4 separate regions of the Homo sapiens genome follow, and all the other regions are linked to region 4. The links are chromatin contacts, found by Hi-C or POLR2A ChIA-PET in ENCODE. All regions are on one chromosome and are shown on one strand. The core of a region is the stretch at or near the end of the contact, and the rest is flanking DNA. Distances in the headings are between cores, read along the strand shown. Region 1 holds the start of HYCC2 (hyccin PI4KA lipid kinase complex subunit 2). Region 2 holds the start of NIF3L1 (NGG1 interacting factor 3 like 1). Region 3 holds the start of TRAK2 (trafficking kinesin protein 2). Region 4 holds the start of FAM117B (family with sequence similarity 117 member B).

Region 1 (5,323 bases), core at 59-2,558, 1.6 Mb before region 4:
CTTTTTTCTGCCGGGCACGGTGGCTCACGCCTGTAATCCCAGCACTTTGGGAGGCCGAGGCGGGCGGATCATCTGACGTCCGGAGTTCGAGACCAGCCTGACCAACATGGAGAAACCCCGTATCTACTAAAAATACAAAATTAGTCGGGCGTGGTGGCGCATGCCTGTAATCCCAGCTACTCCGGAGGCTGGGGCAGGAGAATGGCTTGAACCCGGGAGGCGAAGGTTGCTGTGAGCCGAGATCGCGCCATTGCACTCCAGCCTGGGCAACAACAGCGAAACTCCGTCTCAAAAAAAAAAAAAGTTTATTTTTTTCCCCATATTCAGACCACCACCTTATTTGCACAGTCCCTAACTTCCACAATATCCTGGGGGGAGGAAGGGATCTACCAACTAATTTTCTAGTCATTTTCCAACTTACACTGAGCTCCTACTGTACATTTTTAAAGGATTCCCCACTTTTCTGAAGATCTTTAAAAAATGTTGTCAGCCTTGACCCTCAAATAAATTCACGAACTACAAAACATGAACCTGGCCACATTCATCGCAAACTAGTATCTGTCAAGTCCATAATTGGGATAAGCTCTTCGTGACTACTCTATCCTCCATGCTACCACCCTTCGCCTAGAGAACCTGCCAATGTAAATGGCACTCAAGCCAATGAAAAAAGTGTTCTAACACATTAATAGGTTGCAAGACCTCCTCTCCCAGGAGGGACAACCTAGTTGTTTGGGTAAATAACAGCCAAAGATTACATAATGTACAGCAATAATGAGTGTTCAGAATCTGACCGCCAGTAAATATTTTTCTTCTCCGCTCCCCCTCACCACCCCCAGGAAATGGCCCTAAGAAGCAATCACTGGGATTTCTCTTAACTGTCTTCAATGCCGTGTCCTTTTCTCGCCTGGGGCTTTGTGCAAAGAATCCCTTCAGCCCTCACGACACCGCCTTGCTCCCGCCTCTCCTCCCTCTCTGCTGGCGCCACCGCAGCCCCCACGCCCTAGGTGGGCCCCCACGTCGCCCCACAAGGCTCGGCTTCCACCCGCCTCGGCTGCCGCCTTCTCCTCCTCACGACCCTCCCAAGATGCTACCTGGTTTACGAGAGGTTCCGGGACCACCAACACACCGGCTACCGCCTTTCCAGACCACCCTCGCCAGCTCCCGTCTGTAGTTTCCGCGGCCGAAGGAGAAGAAAACCCCTCTTCATCTAGCACTTTGCCTCCCCCAAAGACAGCACCGCCGCCTACCTGTCACCCTGCTGTCTCCGGCTTCCTACCGCCGCCGCCTCCCGCAGCAGCCTGCCAACTGCAGCGCAACAACCAACCCTCTCATTGGGTGAGAACACGCTCTCAACAACAGCCTCCCTTATTGGCTGCAGTATGCCGGCAGCCCCGCCCTGTGTGCGGTGTCTAAGGATTCCGTCCCCAAGCAAGGACAACATATTATCTTCCCCGCCCTTCTCTTTTCTACAGTATCTGTTACCTCAGTCAGATTGAGGATGCACATATACTGGGAAAATAATCGACTTCCAGCGTCCCTCATGTAGTCTCTACCTGATTCAGGAATCTCTAACCCAGTATCGGAACGTTAAGCGGCTTCTCCGCTTTCCTGCCGTGAGAAACTCGAGGTGACAACCTCCGTTTCCGGTTGGCTCCGGTTGCAGAGTTGAGTGTCCTGAGAGGTCAGATTGCTGTCAGGTAAATTAGGGAGTTGGTGGGAGGCCCGTTGATTAGGATTAAGAGCTAGACTCTATTCTGGGGAGTGCAGAAAAGGAGAGACTAAATGGAGAAGGATGGGAGGCTGGGAGGGAGATCAAAGAACTAGCAGGCGAGAACTAATGAAGTCCTAGTTTAGAGTTGGGGTAGGAAGAGGTGGTTGGAGGATTCAGTGATCATTACTGTAGTTGTTAAATCCAGGTGCTTGTTCCCGCTTCTGCCACACGCAAAATTGTCTTTGTTTGCCTTTGGATCGCAAAGGCAGAAGAACAGCATCACTAAAAGTAATAACAGTTCATTTGTTTTTTATGTTCTAATATTCATATAATCACAGTTTTTAATACGAGGAAGTTAAGATATATACTTGATAGTCTTCGGTAAACTAAAATTGCATGTAGTGGAAGTAGCATTATCTTCTTATTTCTTTCTTAGGGAAAGGATACCAGCACATTTTCTTAGAGCCAGCTTCCTTTAGTGGAGGTTGATCTTCATGAGACTTTTAGATTCACTTCAGACATAGATAGCTTTTAAAATTTTTGGTTGCATGTTTTTTCTTTATTTAACTAATTTCCTTACTGTTATTATTTGAGCTGCTCTGAAACGGAAATAACCACCATTTTTCAGTCCTCAGCACAATTTAAGTCAATTTTTCTATTTTTATTTTTTATTGTCAAGTATATATACAGAAGGGTGTATAAAACATACATTTTAAAAAATTATAACTAACAGAAGCAGACACTCCTGTATCCACCTCTTAGATTAGAAAATAAAGCATTGCCAATAACTTAGAACATGCAGTCTTAACAGGGGTGATTTTACATTTCAAGGGGTTGAAAATTGGTGGGGCCGGGGTCGGAATCTTAGTTACTACAATGATTTGTGTCCCTCCAAAGGGCCACAGTATATAAACAGTTATACAGTATATATGTAGTGTTAAATTTTCATGGCGGGGGGTGTGATTAGGAATAAAATGTCTAGAAAGGTTCCTTACAGGGACAATAGTTAAAAATTGGTTGAAAAACACTGCCTTAGAATCTCCCAGTATGTTTCTGTGATTCCATCTCCTCCACCAAGAGGTAACCATTATCCTGACTTGTGCTAAGCACTCACTTGTTTTACTTTAATTTTTCCGTCTATGATGAATTCCTAAAAAATGAATTGTTAGGCATTTCAATCTATATAAATGGGTTCAGAGTGCATGTGTATTTTTTTCTGACTCACCCCTTGCTCATTATCCATATTTGTGGAGATTCAATCACACTTTTGCATGTAGTTTTTTGTTGTATAATATTCTACAGTGTGACTATACCATAATCCCTTCTATTGTTATTGGACATTTGGGTTGTTTACAGTTGGGAGAGAGAATAAACAATGTGGCTATAAAGGTTCTTTTAAAAACATATTTCTTAGGCTGGGCACGGTGGCTCACGCCTGTAATCCCAACACTTTGGGTGGCCGAGGCAGGCGGATAATGAGGTCCAGAGATCGAGACCATTCTGACCAACATGGTGAAACCCAGTCTCTACTAAAAGTACAAAAAATTAGCCGGGTGTGGTGGTGCACGCCTGTAATCCCAGCTACTCGGTAGGCTGAGGCAGGAGAATCACTAGAACCTGGGAGGCGGAGGTTGCAGTGAGCCGACATTGCACCACCCACTGCACTCCAGCCTGGCGACAGAGTGATACTCCATCTCAAAAAAAAAATTTGTTTTTTTTTAAAGACTAGAGGCTTGATGTCTCTAAGAAAATATTTTAAATATATTTTTTATATTCCATAAATATAAACCTTTGATCTGTGATTATGTTTATAAGATTTACAGTTGATAAAGTAGATTCATATATCCAAATTGTTCCAAAGACACTTTTATTTATTTATTTTATTTGTATATTTTTTGAGACAGAGTCTCGCTCTGTCGCCCAGGCTGGAGTGCAGTGGCGCGATCTCGGCTTAGTGCAATCTTCACCTCCCAGGTTCAAGTGATTCTTCTGTCTCACCCTCCCTAATAGCTGGAACTACAGGCATGTGCTACCATGCCCAGCTAATTTTTTTATTTTTAGTAGAGACGGGATTTTGCCATGTTGGTTAGGCTTTTCTTGAACTCCTGACCTCAGGTGTTCCACCTGCCTCAGCCTCCCAAAGTGCTGGGATTACAGGCGTGAGCCACCGCTCCTGGCCTCCAAAGACACATTAATATTTTCTAATAACGATTTGATCATCTGTTTTGAGATTAAGTTAATTAAAATTAAATTAAAATTCCCAGTTCCCAACTGCACCAGCCACATTTCAAGTGCTAGTGGCTACCATATTGGACAGTGTCTATCTAGAATATATGTACTAGGAGTGGAATTGATGGCCATAAGGTATTCATATGTTCAGCTTTTTTTTTTTTTTTTTTTTGAGATAGAATCTCACTCTGTCACCCAGGCTGGAGTGCAGTGGCGCAATCTCGGCTCACTGCAACCTCCACCTCCTGGGTTCAAGTGATTCTCATTCCTCAGCCTCCTGAGTAGCTGGGACTACAGGTGTGTGCTACCACACCTGGCTAATTTTTGTATTTTTAGTAGAGACAGGGTTTCCCCATGTTGGCCAGGCTGGTCTCAACTCCTGGCCTCAAGTGATCCACCTGCCTTGGCCTCCCAAATTGCTGGGATTACAGGCGTGTGCCACTGCGCCCAGCCATGTTCAGCCTTTCTAGGTCTTGCCAGTTTTTCAGAATGGTTGTGCTTAGTTACATTCTCACCACCTAAGTATGAAAGTAGAAGGCACATCACAATGTGTTTTCCTCAGCTCTCACGATCTTGCAAGGTAGGTTTTATCTTCATGTTATATGAAGAAACTGAAGTTCAGGGAAATTAAGTGATTTGCCTTGGATTTTACTTTTACTAGTGCAAAGTAGGAGAATTTCAAGCTCTTACTTTACAGGTCACGATATCATTGTTTGATTTATGGCTATTTGGAAATAGAAATAAGTTTAAAAAGAAAAATGGGCCAGGTGCCATGGCTCACGCCTGTAGTCCCAATATTTTAGGAGGCCAAGGAGGGAGGAATGCTTGAGGCCAGGAGTTCAACAGCAGCCTGGGCAACATAGGAAGATCCTGTCTGAAAAAAAAAAAAAAAAGAAAAAGAAAAAAGAAAATGAAAGGTTTCCTAGAGAAAGTGTTTTCAACTTTCTGCTCTTTTTGAAAAGTCATTTATATGTTATATTTAGCCGGGCACCGTGGCTCATGCCTGTAATCCCAGCACTTTGGGAGACCCAGGTGGGCGGATCACAAGGTCAGGAGATCGAGACCATCCTAGCTAACACGGTGAAACCCCATCTCTACTACAAAATGCAAAAAATTAGCCAGGCGTGGTGGGGGGTTCCTGTAGTCCCAGCTACTCGGGAGGCTGAGGCAGGAGAATTGCTTGAACCTGGGAGTCACAGGTTGCAGTGAGCCAAGATTGCGCCACTGTACTACAGCCTGGGCGACAGAGCGAGACTCTGTCTCAAAAAAAAAAAAAAAAAAAAAAGGTATATTTAGTAAATTCCTATGAAAAGGATACTTCTGAAATAATTAGGTAGAAGAGAAAATACATTGAATGTATTTAAATAAACTTGTATAGGAGAA
Region 2 (4,531 bases), core at 2,032-4,531, 1.7 Mb before region 4:
ACAATTGTTATGTATTATTGATGTACATGGCAATTCACCAACATCCTTATTTATAGAAAAATGATGAGAAAATGATTTTTCAAAACATAATTTCCACCATTTTCCTTAGGTAATTTAATTCTGAGAAATAGGGTTAAAAAATAATTCCTTTCTCGACTAACAAAAATATAACAAGTGTCAGTGTTTCTAAATCTTAAATGTGCAGAGATAACCACAGTGCTTTCTTGCTTGCTTTTTGTTTTTGTTGTACCTGTTTTTCTGTAACCTGTATACCCCTTGATATGATACTGTATTCCAGAGAGGGAGAAAACAATTTGGAGGGTTCCTTTTTCATTTCTCCTTTTTTTTTTTTTTGAGGTGGAGTCTTGCTCTGTCGCCCACACTGGAGTGCAGTGGCGTGATCTCGGCTCACTACAATCTCCACCTCCTGCGTTCAAGCAATTCTCCTGCCTCAGCCTCCCAAGTAGCTGGGATTACTGGGATATGCCACAACACCCAGATAATTTTTGTATTTTTAGTAGAGACAGGGTTTCACCATGTTGGCCAGGCTGGTCTCGAACTCCTGACCTCAAGTGATTGGCCCACCTCTGCCTCCCAAAGTGCCGAGATTACAGGCGTGAGCCACCGCGCCTGGCCTAGCAGTTAGAGAGTATGAGCAGGTTAAAGATGTGTGTGGGAGAAGCAGGGCACTATTCTCATTGCCTTTTTCTACTTCAGGTTCTAGTTGCCCACTTTATTTAATTGTTTTTTTAAAAGTAGAGACGGGGGCCTCACTGTGTTGCCCAAGCTGGTGTTGAACTCCTGGGATCAAGCAGTCCTCTCACCTCCGCCTCCCAAAGTGCTGGGATCACAGGTGTCAGCCACTGTGCCCAGCCTAGTTGCCCACTTTAGATCTAGAGCAAAATAATCCAATTAAAATTGTCAGACCTGTCTATTCTCTTCTGCTCCTTCAACTCTCCCTTTCCATTTCTATCTATCTTGTAATCAATCTTTCTCCATAAAAGGTAAATTCTGGCTGGGCGAGTTGGCTCACGCCTGTAATTCCAACACTTTGGGAGGTCAAGGCAGGCAGATCACCTGAGGTCAGGAGTTCGAGACCAGTCTGCCCAAAATGGCGAAACCCCATCTCTACTAAAAATACAAAAAATTAGCTGGGCGTGGTGGCAGGCGCGTGTAATCTCAGCTACCGGGGAGGCTAAGGCAGGAGAATCGCTTGAACCCAGGGGCAGAGGCTGCAGTGAGCCGAGATTACACCACTGCACTCCAGCCTGGGAGACAAGAGTGAAACTCAAAAAAAAAAAAAAAAAAAAAGGTAAATTCTGTGCATTTTAAGTGACAACATTAAAGAATTTTAAAGCAATTTTGTGTATTTTTTAAAAGAATTATTCCATATTAAGTGCTTCTATATTATACAATTTCTCCATCTTGCCACTGCAATTTCCATGAACTTTTATTGCCCTTGACTGAATTTCTAAAAATTACTTATAATGAAAGACATTAGATAAAAATTGCTCAAAACTTACCATTTTTCCTCTTAGTGGTTTCAGGAAGGACTACGTGATTTCTCAGTCTTACAGCGAGCTCAAAAATAAGTCTCTAGTCCCAAAAGAAAAAAAGAATTAGGCTCATTTTCCTGTCTTAACTCACACACGCTCATCTTTACTGAACATTTTAAATAAAAACCTCGCCGGGCGTGGTGGCTCACGCCTATAATCCTAACACTTTGGGAGGCCGAGGCGGGTGGATCACTTGAGGTCAGGAGTTCGAGACCAGCCTGGCCAACATGGCGAAACCCCGTCTCTACTAAAAACACAAAAATTAGCCGGGTGTGGTGGCAGGCGCCTGTAGTCCTAGCTACTCAGCAGGCTGCGGCAGGAGAATCACTTGAACCCAGGAGGCGGAGGCTGCAGTGAGCTGAGATCGCGCCACTGCACTCCAGCCTGGGTGACAGCGCGAGACTCCGTCAAAAAAAAAAAAAAAAAAAATCCTCTAATGGCATCCCCTAGGTAATAAAAACCCGGCTATAGAAGATATCCTACCCGATTCAAGCCTCCCAATCTCCTACTTGCCCGGCTTGCTCTTCTTCAAGAGCCTCCTTGCAAGTCCCCCAATAACCCAGATACCTTCCCTTAGGGTCCAGGCATTGGGTGTCCCTTTTGCCTGGAATTCTTATACTCAGACATCTCTACGGCTAATTTCCTCACCTCCAAATTTCTGCTTAAATGTCAAGTTTAACTGACCTGACAATCCTACACAGAACTGCTTTAGCCCTTCAGCCCTAGGACATTCCTATTTCCTTCTCCCACAGCACTTATCACTAATATACTATGAAATTCGCTTTTTTTTTTTTTCACCACAGCACTTATACTAATATACTATGAACTTTTTTTTTTCCACCACAGCACTTATCACTAATATACTATGAACTTCTCTTTTTTTTTCATTTTGAGACGGAGTCTCGCTATGTCGCCAGGCTGGAGTGCAGTGCGGCAGGATCTCGGCTCACTGCAACCTCCGCCTCCGCCTCCCGGGTTCAAGTGATTGTCGTGTCTCAGCCTCCCGAGTAGGTGGGACTACAGGCGCGCGCTACCATGCACGACTAATTTTTGTATTTTTAGTAGAGACGGGGTTTCGCCGTGTTGGCCAGGCTGGTCTCGAACTCCTGACTTCAGGTGATCCGCCCGCCTCGGCCTCCCGAAGTGCTGGGAGGCCGCCGTGCAGGGTCCTTCTTTTACTCTGACGTTGCAACAACAGCCTCGCCGCCCACTGTTCACTCGCAGTATCCCAAGAACTAAACCAGTAGCAACACAGAACTCAGCAAGCATTCGAATAAGTGAATGAAAGAATTAATGACGTTACTCCATACTTGGGCTTCACCACTTCGTCTAGCACAGCCGTTGTTAAAACAGGAAAAATGCAATCGCAGATGCCAGCAGAGGTCTGTTGGTTCAAAATTATAGTTTCTTTGGGCCAGCGGAAGTTGGGCGCGGGACCCAAGAGAGAGAACGCCCCTTACCGCCTCACCTCCTTCCTCCCCTCATCTTCCTATCTCAAACCAAAACGACAATGCAATTTATCCCCAACCGGAAATTTGACAGTGAAAGGGAGCTCTACTAATAATTGCACTGGGACAAGAAGTGTAAGGCGAAACTACCTGGGCAACCTCAAGCAATGCTTTACACTCGGCTGCCAAACGGAAAGGACCACTTCCGCCCAGCTCTCCCGCTACGGGGAGCCAAGTGCCACAGCATCCGGAGCGCCGACGCGGGACCGGAAGTGACGCAGAGAAGTTTCCGGGACTGGTGAGTAGTGGGCGATTTAAAAACCCGCGAGTGTAGTTGTGACCTTCGCGGTAGGTGCCGGTTGGGGCCGGCTGTGATTGTTATCTTGGTGCTGCAGAGGACAGCAGAAGAGGAGATTGGGTCAGAAAACTGCCCTGCCGCACCAGAGCACAGCGCACTAGTGGGACAGGGGTCCTGACTCAGACTTAACTGGCTGTGTCTCGTGGTTTTTCACTGTCCTGGAAAAGGCCTGAAGTGGCACTGAAATGAGGCATAGATGAGGTAACGTCGAGGGAGCGGTTTGCAGGTTGCAAAGGGGCCCTACTGATGCTGCTTAATAGTAAACAGTGCTTACTCTAGGACGGGAGTTGTTTCCAGCTTTACGTGTAAATCTCGCGATATTGTGGCCTGGGCACTATTTCCATTAAGGAGGAAACTGCACAGGATAAGTCATTTACCTGCTGTTGCACAGCTCTGGCTCTAGGATTCAGGCTGGCTTCAGAGTCGGTGCTCTTAACCGCCATACTATGTTGCCTTCTGTTGTCGTTGTTGACTGTGGCCATGTAGCTTCGCAGTTTCCTCATCTGTAACAGTAAATAACTCAAAACCTGCATGATGGCCCACTAGGGTTTCACTTTCGAGCTTGCCAGATGTAGAAAATGCTGGAGAATGGAGTACTATGAGGACCATTAGAAGATCTTTCAAGGCCGGACGCAGTGGCTCACCCCTGTAATCCCGGTACTCTTGGAGGCCGAGGCAGGTGGATCACTTGAGCGCAGGAGTTTGAGACCAGCCTGGGCAACATGGCGAATCCCCATCTCTACTAAAAATACAAAAATTAGCCAGGTGTGGTGTTTAGCGCCTGTAGTCCCAGCTGCTCAGGAGGCTGAGGTGGGAGGATCTGCTTGAGCTCAGGAAGTCGAGGCTGCAGTGAGCTGAGATCACGCCACTGCACTCCAGCCTAGGCGCCTAGTGAAACCCTGTGTCAAAAAGAAAAAAACAAAAACAAACTTCCAAGACCTCGAGTGGTTTTTGGAGACCCTGTATCACTTCAAATAATGTGTTAAACAAGCATCTTCATCTCATTAAATAGAAATGTTGAAAAATTGCTTTTGGAATAATTGACTTATGGATATTTCATCAAATTTACAGTTGGCTATGCTTTCTTATTGTGCATACTATGAAATGTTTTTCTTCAAAAAGTGTTTATAAGTGGTAAGTTTAAGAATGGGGTTGACAGCATTATCTTT
Region 3 (4,870 bases), core at 55-2,554, 1.2 Mb before region 4:
CGTCTGTAATCCCAGCACTTTGGGAGGCCAAAGCGGGTGGATCATGAGGTCAAGAGATCGAGACCATCCTGGCCAACATGGTGAAACCCCATCTCTACTAAAAACACAAAAATTAGCTGGGCGTGGTGGTGCGCGCCTGTAGTCCCAGCTACTCTGCAGGCTGAGGCAGGAGAATCGCTTGAATCCGGGAGGCGGAGGTTGCAGTGAGCCGAGATCACCCCACTGCACTCCAGCCTGGCGACAGAGCGAGACTCTGTCTTAAAAAAAAAAAAGAAAAGAAAGTTGGAATAACTGCTAGGATGATAAAATGTCTTCATCCCTGACCTTTCTCACCTCCAAATGTCCTTCACAATTTGTTTTTAAGTGTCATGTCACCACCATTAACCTGCTATTTGGAGACTACTGTACCTCAGACTTCCAAGTCAACAGCAAAGATCTAAAGGTCGGGAAGATTTACGGAGACCAAGAACTGAAAGTGTTCCTTTTGTTCCTATGGTCCATTCCATCAACTTGATGAATATCCTGTGAAGTTACCTTTTTTTTTTTTTTTTCTGACGTAGAAACAGCAGGTCTAAGCAAAAGGTGCATGAGCAAGAGCAAGTAACATCCCTATTATTATGACGCAGATTTTTTTTTAAGTTGAAATTCAATTTTTGGGCTGCTACTAAAAAGGACATGTGCGAATATCTATTATTTACGCTTCAAACTAAAGTCAGCCGTTTTTCTTTTTCAAGATATGTGGCATCTGGCTCAAAATCAATTGCAAGAAAAGCCCAACTCTATTTGACCCAGAAAGAGCTCTTTCCAATACCCTCTCCTCCCACTTACATCACAGATGGCGACTGAAGCTTAAGGTTTAATGCCCGACCCTAAAGCCACTCATCCTAAAAGACAGGGCTCCAGATGGATGCTGTATGGCAGAGGATAAGGCGCTATGAGAAGCTGCCAAGCCTCAGATGTGCAGCTGGGCTGAATACCGACGCCAGCGCCTAGCGCCCATTACTTTGCACCCACACTTAGGAAACAACCCACGCCTCACCGCGGGACCCGGACCCAGCCCTCCAGCACCCAGCCTCCGGCTCCGACGTCCGCGCGTGACCTCCGGGTACCGGAGGACCTTGGGACGAGGAGGTCCCTCCGCTTTCCGGGGAAGTTGTCAAGGGCAAGTTCGGGTTCTGCGCGGACAGCTTACTCACTGGAGTGGTTCGGCATCCTCTGTCGTCCGCCCGCGCTTCCTCAGGAAGCCCCTAATGCAGCGGCAGCCTGAAAGCAGCAGCCGAAGCTGCTGCCGCTGCTCCCACTGCCAGCAACCGCCCGGGCGTGGCAGGGACAGGCGGGCGACTTCACAACATCATCACTCGGCGACCTCGGTTCTGCGGCGACACCGGGTCAATGGCAGCCCCCACACAATTGGGGAAGCCAAAGGAGAGCCACTCTCCCAGCGGCCTCCACGGCCCCAGCGCAAGACCTGCTGGGAATTGTAGTTTCCTGCCCGCCCCGCCTCAAGCTCGAAGGCCCCGCCTTCTCGCTGCCCAGCCCCGGGGAGGGAGGCGGGGCCGCGACCCCGGCGCGGGTGGGGCGAATGCGTTCCCAGCGGGTAGCCTGGGACTGGTGCAGAGTTCCAAGCCCACGGCCCCGGTCGCGGCCTCGCCGCCCTCCCGCGCCCCGCGCCGGGAGCGGGCCTAGAGCGCTCGCCTCGCCCCTCCGCGAGCAGGGCTCTGGCGCCCGCCCCTGTCCGCACCGCTGGCAGCCTGAAGAGAGTCGCTGGCCGTGGTCGCCGCTAGGGTAAAGACGGGAGGCAGGCCCGGGAAGGGAAGGTGTCGGGGCCGGTGGGGGACGTGTGAGGGAGTGAGCCTTGGTCCGCGCACGCCCGGGAAGCCAGAGGCCAGAACGCGCTAGCCCACCTCCAGCCCGAGCACCGGCGGCTGGCGGGAGCCGTGGCAAGAATGCGGCCCGAGGTGGCGAGCAGCCACTGCGCCAGTGCAGCTCGGGCTCAGCGGGGCCCGGGCCGCGGGTTCGCAGCCCGCCCAGTGGTGCCTGCCGGGTTGGCCGTGCCGGCCGTGCCAGGTGCGCGGGGCCCAGGCCGCCCGGGCGCCCTCTCCCCGCACCCCTCACCTTTGGCCGCGCTCTCGGGCTTGGGGAGTTGCCATATCGAAGACACCCTCAGACCCCAGCTCTATCTGCCGCCTTCTGCAAGTTCGCTGCAAAGTCCCCCATAGCAGGACTAGGAAGGAACCTTTTACAAAATTAAATACTCGAGTGTCGTTTTGTCTTCGGTTTTTCAATTCAACGCTGTGTTTTTCCCTGCTGGGTCTTTGTCAAGTACCTTTTCCCCAAAACTTGATACGGATGTGTAACACGGCGCCTGCTTAGCACGGTGCCTGGCACCCAGTAGGCGCTCAGTAAAGATTTGTTGAACGCATGAGTCACTAAGCTTGGAAAATTCTCCTGAACTGTGCGTCGCTATGATCTTTGTTAAGATTTTATGGGTTCCCAAGATCACTTTGAAAATTACAGTAATTTTAAAGCTCAACAAAGAGTTACATCGGGTCATTTTTGCATTCCCTGTAACAGTGGCCTCTGTTGAATGCCTAAATTAACTCAAAACCCGTGTTCTAGAAGATGCGCCCTTTGGTTTCTACAGAAAGTGTTAATCTTTCAGATCAAAGTCTTCACATGAACCATTCTATTATGGAACAAACTGAAATTACTTATAAAGCTTTATCGTAATTAGCGTTTTGGATACAAGTGTAAGGGACTGCACTGATGTACTTGTGAATACGAAATATAAGTCTCTTAAATATGACTTTTTTTTAAGAAAGGGTTTATATTCATATCTCGTGAAAGAGCATGCCGGAGAAAATTATAATAACAGCAAATCCCCCACCCCCACCCCTTTGCTGGGTGCAGCTGCTGCCTTGACCTCAAAATGTCTTGTAAAATTATCTCTTAATAGTCTGGTGTATCTAAGGCAAAAATCTCTGAGATTAAACCACCCCATAGGGACAACCCTTTTATTACTAACAATTCTTACCAGATTGTGTCTGTTTCTTCTGAGCTTTTCTGAAAAAGAGAAAAAAATAGACAACGTAATGGAGTTTCACATTATTAAGACAAAATCAGTAACAACTTGCTGACATTGAGTGAAAAAAGCAGGATACAAAATCATGATAACCAGAAAATTTGGTTAATCATGACATCCATAACCCTTCTGCTTGTGGGAAGGTCAGCTACAAGTGGCCAGGGTCTTGTCTGCCCTGATTACCAGCGGGTGTCCACAGTGCCTGACCCATGGTAACCACTCATTAAACACTTGTGTAATGATTACTTGGCTGTTAACAGATTAACAGTGTATTGACTATGATGTGTAGTTTCTTCATTTACTTGGATATCTCCTTAGAATAGATCACTCCGGGGAATTTTACTGGGTCAAAAAGTATGAATATTTTCATGGTTATTGAAACATTTGACAACCTGCTTTCCAAATAAACCTTATAGTTTTGTACTGCCATCAGTACATTTGAGTGTACCTTTCAAAGCATAGTTCAAGCTGATACAGTGTTTGCTAATTAGGGGCACTTTGAGATGTAACTCATTTGATTTCATTCACCCTGGAAGGTTGGCAGGGCAGGCATTGCTTTCCTCCTTTTGCAGCACAGCAAACTCCAGTGCTTTAAATTGACGGTAATGAATGGTAGGTGGCTAAATGATCACAGCCTTTCAGGTCCGTCTTCCTCCCAATCTCTACCTTTGGTTCATAGTGAACATCCTGAATAAATTCACCTCTTTCTTTAGCAATAAAATTGGATATTGCTTTATGGTTTTTATGGTTTACAAAATCTTCCCTTTCTCATCCTGCTCACATATTTGTAGATGGGTTCATCAAATTTGGGGAGTTGAAATAATGAAGCACAATTTAGATGAAAGAGATGATGTTGGTTAGATGTAAAGGGATGCTCTGAACCCACAAACTTACAAGATTGCCACCCTTTCTATTAGTAAAGGTCTGGAAACCGTGGATGGTGCTTTTGTATCTCCTTGAATTAATTTCCTAGTCTGTTATTCTGATTCTTTCCCATATTTGCTGGTCAGGGACCCCAAATGATTTAATACGTAATTAATCCAATAAGAAAGGGCTTTGGAAAGTCTCAAAGTTTAGTTGTAATATGTGGAACCATTGAAAATTCTTGGGGTTTATTGTAAGTGACACTGTTTATATCAAAAGTGGGCCAAAAATTGGTTTTCTACATTGCTTTCAAATTTGCTCAGCGTTCTTTAAAAAACAAACAAAAAACAGTATAGAAAAGATAGGGAAGGAGAAATGCAAACATATTGAGGCTTTGGAAATATTCAGGACTTCTTTTTGTTTTCACTCTGCTTCTTGGTTGTGATGTCAGATCACAAATAATGTTCAGTAAAAAATAAATGCTCTTTAAAGATACTTTTCAGGAATGTCTCCTTGTGTCAAGGAGTAGCTGCCTAAATATTGGGTATCAGGGAATAGCTGCCTAAATATTGGATGGGTTTAAGGCAACTGGTTCTTTAAGGAACTTTTATGTGAATCTAAATTATTTTGCTTTTGTTTTTTATAGTAGGATATATCTGCATCTTGAAAGGAAGATAAAACAAAAGCCTTCTTTGGAATAGATGGATTTTTGTCACTTTCTGTGTGAACTAAAGTGATTCAATGTCTCTTTTGGTAAGTTTTTGTAAATATAGATCTGATTTTGTTCTGTCAGAGTAGTTGGATGTTAATGCCAAGCCATAATAAAAGGCATATTCTGATGGGATATTCTTATGCTCTGAGATATTGTTTTGACCTGATTGACTTCTGGACTTGAGAAATGAATTACATTCTCATTGAGTTTTT
Region 4 (5,162 bases), core at 1,294-3,793:
AAATACCACATACCACATACAGCCTCCATGAGTTATTTATTTCAGAGTCTGGCTCTGTCGTCCAGGCTGCAGTGCAGTGGCGAGATCTCCGTTCACTGCAGCCTCTGACTTCCGGGTTTCAAGCTATTCTCTTGCCTCAGCCTCCTGAGTAGCTGGGATTATAGGCATGTGCCATCATGCCTGGCTAATTTTGTATTTTTAGTAGAGACAGGGTTTCGCCATGTTGGCCAGGCTGATCTCGAACACCTGACCTCAAGTGATCTGCCTTGGCCTCCCAAAGTGCTGGGATTACATCCTTATTTAAAGGCATATCTTGTCTATCCATGCTTTTCAGACCAGACTTGGCTCTTTGCATGGATCCTGCTGGCAGTTTCCTGTATGTTCCTATCCAGTGAGAAGCTGTTTTTGGCCTCACACCAGGCTGTAGGGGCCAGATAGTGACGTCAGATCTATCCAGAGCACCAGCCAACTTAAGGCAGGTTCCTGGGCTAAGGGGCTGGGGCTTTCTCTGTGGAGGGGGAGAGAGGAGGAGAAAGGGGAATGGATGGTAAGGAGAGATGTGGGTCTCTGAATCACATGGAGACTCTGGAAGTGCTGACCATCTTCTACACACCACATTCTCATATCATCCTTGGTTAATAATCATAACAACAGTATGAAGCACATGGTACTGTTTAACTGCATTTTACAGATAAGGAGACTGGCTAGTGATCCACTCAAGGTCACAGAGTAAGTGGTGGTCATGGGATTTTAATTTCCTCTCTAGGTCTTTTTTTTTTAATTTTTTTTTTTTTTAAGACAGAGTTTCGCTCTTGTTGCCCAGGCTGGAGTGCAATGGAACGATCTCGGCTCCTTCCAACCTCTGCCTCCCGGGTTCAAGCGATTCTCCTGCCTCAGCCTCCCGAGTAGCTGAGATTACAGGCATGTGCCACCACGCCCGGCTAATTTTGTATTTTTAGTAGAGACGGGGTTTCCTCCATGTTGGTCAAGCTGGTCTCGAACTCCCGACCTCAGGTGATCCGCCCGCCTCAGCCTCTCAAAGTGCTGGGATTACAGGCATGAGCCACCACACCCGGCCTCCTCTCTAGGTCTTTAAAAGCCTTCCACCTCACGCCTGTAATTCCAGCATTTTTGGAGGCCGAGGTGGGCGGATCATGAGATCAAGAGATCAAGACCACCCTGGCCAACATGGTGAAACCGCCTCTTTACTAAAAACAGAAAAATTACGGGGCGTGGCGGCACGCGCCTGTAATCCCAGCTACTTGGGAGGCGGAGGCAGGAGAATTGCTTGAACGCGGGAGGCGGAGGTTGCACTGAGCCGAGATTCGAGCCAGTGCACTCCGCCACTGCACTCCAGCCTAGGTGACAGAGAGAGACTTCTTCTCAAAAAAAAAAAAAAAAGGCCTTCCACCACCGCGCAAAGGGACCCAGTAGGATTTCAGGTCCAGAGTGAATCATACTATGCCCTCCACTCCCACATTTTTACACGACGAAATCTGTCTAGCATGTACAACTAATAAAAATAGTAGAGGGAAAAGAGGTCATGGATAGGCAATTTATAGCCAGACAGGTGGGAGTGTAGGTTTTGGCTCCACCATTTTTTATTTTCTTGATGAGGAGCCCTTTAGGTCATTTTAGAAATAGTGTCACTGCCTGCCTTCCCGAGTCTTTGCCACACCAAAGACTTGTTTCCTCCGCTAGACAAAAATATGGATGGCTGTCCCAGTTCTGTCTCAAACAATGATCGTGTAGAATCAAATAAGGCCCTCTGTAAACTATAGCACTTTACAAACTGGTAAGGTAGCAGCCATCCTTCCAAGGTATCAGGGAACAGCGAAGCAGCTGATTAAAATAGTCTTGATTACTTGAGATACAGGAGGGTAGGAATAACATGTGGTAACTGAACTCTATAGATACTATCTAAAATCGCATTCTAACAGGCAAGTTTAATCTTTCTGAGATTTGCCTCTTTGTAGAGCTCTAAAAAATAAAAGGAGAGGGGCGTAAAATGCCAGTAAGATTAGTTAAATTTCTTCTCCTTTTGAGCCCTGCCCATAGGTAGATGGAATTAGGGCAGAACAAAAACATTAAGAATAAAAGCCCGAACGAGATGCGCGTACAGGTGAACACAAGTGAACACTGGGGTAAGGAAATGAGTTATGCGGAAAAGGCTTCAGACCATCCCTGGGAACTGCTCCGGGTCTGGACATTTCCTTTGGCAACCTTCCAGAGTCTGAGTCCCCAGGGCTCCCCCCGGCGGGAAAGGAAAGGCGCGCGTGGCTAGGCGCGCGCGTACACGGGCACTCACGTGTACACACACACGCGCGCACACTACACATACACACAGGGCCCATTTCCTCCGCTCCCTCCCCGCGGGGGGCGGGTCTCTTTCTCTTTAAAGAGCAGACGGTCTCCGCGCACACCCAGGCTCTCAAGGCCTCGGGGGCCCGGGACCCGAGCTGCTCGTAGCCAATGGGAGCAGTGGAGCGGCTCGAGCGCGGCTGACGCTGCACCAATGGGCGATCGTGGGGGGCGGGGGCAGCAGAGGAGACACTATTGTTGATGAGGAGCGGCGGCGGCGGCGGCGGCGGCTGCACCACCTCGTTGCTGCCTGCCCCGGCCCGGTCTCCCCCTGCACCCCGGAGTCCGGCTTCGTCACCCCGTCTTGGGGGGCCTGCCCTCCGGCCTCGAGAATCCTCCCCCTGCAGCCCAACAACAACAAAACCCCCCGTCTCGCCCAGTCACCGGGGAGGGGGGGGACCATGTCCCAGCGGGTGAGGCGCAATGGGTCCCCCACGCCGGCCGGCTCCCTTGGGGGTGGTGCGGTGGCCACGGCCGGGGGACCCGGGAGCCGCTTGCAGCCCATGAGGGCGACGGTTCCGTTCCAGCTGAAGCAGCAGCAGCAGCAGCAACATGGCAGCCCCACGCGGAGCGGCGGCGGCGGCGGCGGCAACAACAACGGTGGCTGCTGTGGTGGCGCCTCAGGCCCCGCAGGCGGCGGCGGCGGCGGTGGCCCGCGCACCGCCTCGCGCAGCACCAGCCCCACGCGCGGCGGCGGGAACGCGGCCGCGCGCACCAGCCCCACGGTGGCCACGCAGACGGGCGCGTCCGCGACGTCCACGCGAGGCACCAGCCCCACGCGCAGCGCCGCGCCTGGAGCTCGCGGGAGCCCCCCACGGCCGCCGCCGCCGCCGCCGCTGCTGGGCACCGTGTCGTCGCCCAGCTCGTCGCCCACCCACCTGTGGACCGGCGAGGTGAGCGCGGCCCCACCCCCAGCCCGCGTCCGGCATCGGAGGAGGTCTCCGGAGCAGAGCCGAAGCTCGCCGGAGAAGAGGAGCCCCAGCGCCCCGGTTTGCAAAGCAGGTAAGTGCTGGGGGTCGCGCAGCAAGGGGGAGGCGGCTGCGGGAAGGGGTCCCGGGCGCGCGCTGCAATCGCGCGGGGACTGCAGAGCTGCCGCGGAGCCCGGGTGGCTGGGGGCGGGGCTGGGGGCGGTGCCGGGCGGTGGGGGACCCGGCAGTGCGGCCCCGCCTTTCCCGGGCCTACCCTACGCCCCGCCCGCCCGCCCGCCTCATTCACCCCTCTGCCCGCCCCGCACGGCTCCCTGGTGGTGGAGGTGCAGCGGCTAAACCTTGGGCTTGAGCTGATGAGTGTTAATGATAAACCTGGCTTCCTGGCCTTACTCCTGGAGGAGTCGTTACTGCTTACCCTCCCTTGAGGGTGAGGCTAGGAGTGGTTTGTCACTTTGTTTTAGGGACAAGGTTAATGTTGGCATAGCCCATATCTGCTGCTGCTAAGTATTTCTGTTCACAAAACAGTTTCAGATCTGGGGTACTGAATGCATTAGCAGTGGCAGATTTGGATCACTGAACAGAGGAGGCTGAGAACCGTGTTTTAGCATTTCCTAAGACTTGATAAATGGGTAGCAAGAAGTGAAAATTAAACAAGATTCCTTAGGAAGGTTTATGGGTTTTGTCTGAGGCTCTGGGTGTATTTCTGATTTTGTGTACTGATTCTGTGTTTTGAATGTAGAAAAACAGAATCCAGTGTTTTGTCTCCATCTTGTTATTGTTTTAGGGAGCTAACATTCGTTGTTTTTCTGTTTACCTGGAAGCTTTCTTGGGGAAGGTCCTGAATGGAGCTGTTGGGTGCCAATGGAGTCATTCATAAAGAGTAACTCAAAAGAGAAATTCAAATTGTGGGAAGTGGAAAGGAATAAAATTTATAATCTTGTTGCCTTAAGGAAAGAAATGGGTGGTTTTTACTTACGTATTCATTTTTGTCAACATATATCTTTGTCTTTCCTTGTCTGGGGAACTTCTGTTAGAATTTTCCAGGCAGAATGGTTGGGAATTTCAGGAAACAAATTCAGATGAAATAGTTTCCGAAATGGAAGGAATAGGATGACTCTTTCTTACTATTTATTTTATGAAAGTTTTAGATAATACTTATTTAGAGAGAATTGCCCTGGAAAATGATGAATAGTATTTTCTTTTTTTGAGACAGAGTTTCTGTTGCCCAGGCTGGAGTGCAGTTACACGATCTCGGCTTACTGCAGCCTCCAACTCCCGGGTTCAAACGATTCTGCCTCAGTCTCCTGAGTAGCTGGGATTACAGGCGACCGCCACCATGCCCGGCTAATTTTTGTATTTTTAGTAGAGACAGGGTTTCACCATGTTGGCCAGGCTGGTCTCGAACTCCTGACCTCAGGTGAAACGCCCGCCTTGGCTTCCCAGAATGCTGGGATTACAGGCATGCGCCACTGCGCCCGGCCCGAATAGTGTTTTCTAATTAGAACCAGAGCACTGTTTTATTTATGTATTTATTTTTATTTATATTTTTATTTATTTTTTGAGACGGAGTCTTGCTCAGCTGCCCAGGCTGGAGTGCAGTTATGTGATCTCGGCTCACTGCAACCATGGTCTCCTGGGTTCAAGCGATTCTCCTATCTCAGCCTCCCGAGTAGCTGGGATTACAGGCACCCGCCATCATGCCCGGCTAATTTTTGTATTTTAGTAGAGATGGGGTTTCACCATGTTTGCCAGGATGGTTTGGAACTCCTGACCTTATGTGATCTGCCCGCCTTGGCCTCCCAAAGTGCTAGGATTGCCCAGCCCAGAGCACTATTTTAAACCTTTTGAGAATGCAGAATGCTTTTCTAAAAC

Evidence for each region. A loop is a pair of places that touch in the nucleus more often than their neighbours do. ChIA-PET counts read pairs that join two places held with the same protein, here RNA polymerase II (POLR2A). Pooled maps may share reads with other maps.
Region 1: a pooled map shows a loop between it and region 4 (6-fold over the local background). The contact joins the promoter of HYCC2 here to the promoter of FAM117B in region 4. A Hi-C loop is called at or near these places in 5 of 50 pooled maps.
Region 2: a loop to region 4 is called in a map of naive thymus-derived CD4-positive, alpha-beta T cell, with 26 times the contacts of the local background. The contact joins the promoter of NIF3L1 here to the promoter of FAM117B in region 4. A Hi-C loop is called at or near these places in 1 of 168 maps with a recorded cell type or tissue (naive thymus-derived CD4-positive, alpha-beta T cell) and 7 of 50 pooled maps. POLR2A ChIA-PET finds 5 or more read pairs at or near these places in 1 of 52 experiments (CD4-positive, alpha-beta T cell).
Region 3: a map of CD8-positive, alpha-beta T cell shows a loop between it and region 4 (4-fold over the local background). The contact joins the promoter of TRAK2 here to the promoter of FAM117B in region 4. A Hi-C loop is called at or near these places in 1 of 168 maps with a recorded cell type or tissue (CD8-positive, alpha-beta T cell), 1 of 37 single-sample maps with no recorded cell type and 7 of 50 pooled maps. POLR2A ChIA-PET finds 5 or more read pairs at or near these places in 1 of 52 experiments (GM10248).

Annotation. Positions count from the first base shown.
Region 1 is chr2:201,070,363-201,075,685 of GRCh38, forward strand. HYCC2 (hyccin PI4KA lipid kinase complex subunit 2) reads right to left here and starts at 1,309. Exons shown (of 13, transcript NM_001321623.1): 1 at 1,248-1,309. NDUFB3 (NADH:ubiquinone oxidoreductase subunit B3) reads left to right here and starts at 1,639. Exons shown (of 3, transcript NM_002491.3): 1 at 1,639-1,697. RefSeq lists enhancers at 782-921, 912-1,537, 1,022-1,291, 1,312-1,401, 1,538-2,161.
Region 2 is chr2:200,886,090-200,890,620 of GRCh38, forward strand. It overlaps NIF3L1 (NGG1 interacting factor 3 like 1), which reads left to right and starts at 3,282. Exons shown (of 7, transcript NM_001369441.2): 1 at 3,282-3,563. It overlaps PPIL3 (peptidylprolyl isomerase like 3), which reads right to left and starts at 2,988. Exons shown (of 7, transcript NM_130906.3): 1 at 2,867-2,988; 2 at 1,524-1,596. The coding sequence starts at 1,526. RefSeq lists enhancers at 2,068-2,812, 2,506-2,555, 2,624-3,823, 2,676-2,925, 2,813-3,557 and 1 more.
Region 3 is chr2:201,450,154-201,455,023 of GRCh38, forward strand. TRAK2 (trafficking kinesin protein 2) reads right to left here and starts at 1,305. Exons shown (of 16, transcript NM_015049.3): 1 at 1,197-1,305. It overlaps STRADB (STE20 related adaptor beta), which reads left to right and starts at 1,587. Exons shown (of 12, transcript NM_018571.6): 1 at 1,587-1,785; 2 at 4,593-4,699. The coding sequence starts at 4,688. RefSeq lists enhancers at 660-1,514, 918-1,447 and a silencer at 1,478-2,157.
Region 4 is chr2:202,632,426-202,637,587 of GRCh38, forward strand. It overlaps FAM117B (family with sequence similarity 117 member B), which reads left to right and starts at 2,544. Exons shown (of 8, transcript NM_173511.4): 1 at 2,544-3,363. The coding sequence starts at 2,763. RefSeq lists silencers at 2,582-2,811, 3,002-3,051, 3,152-3,591.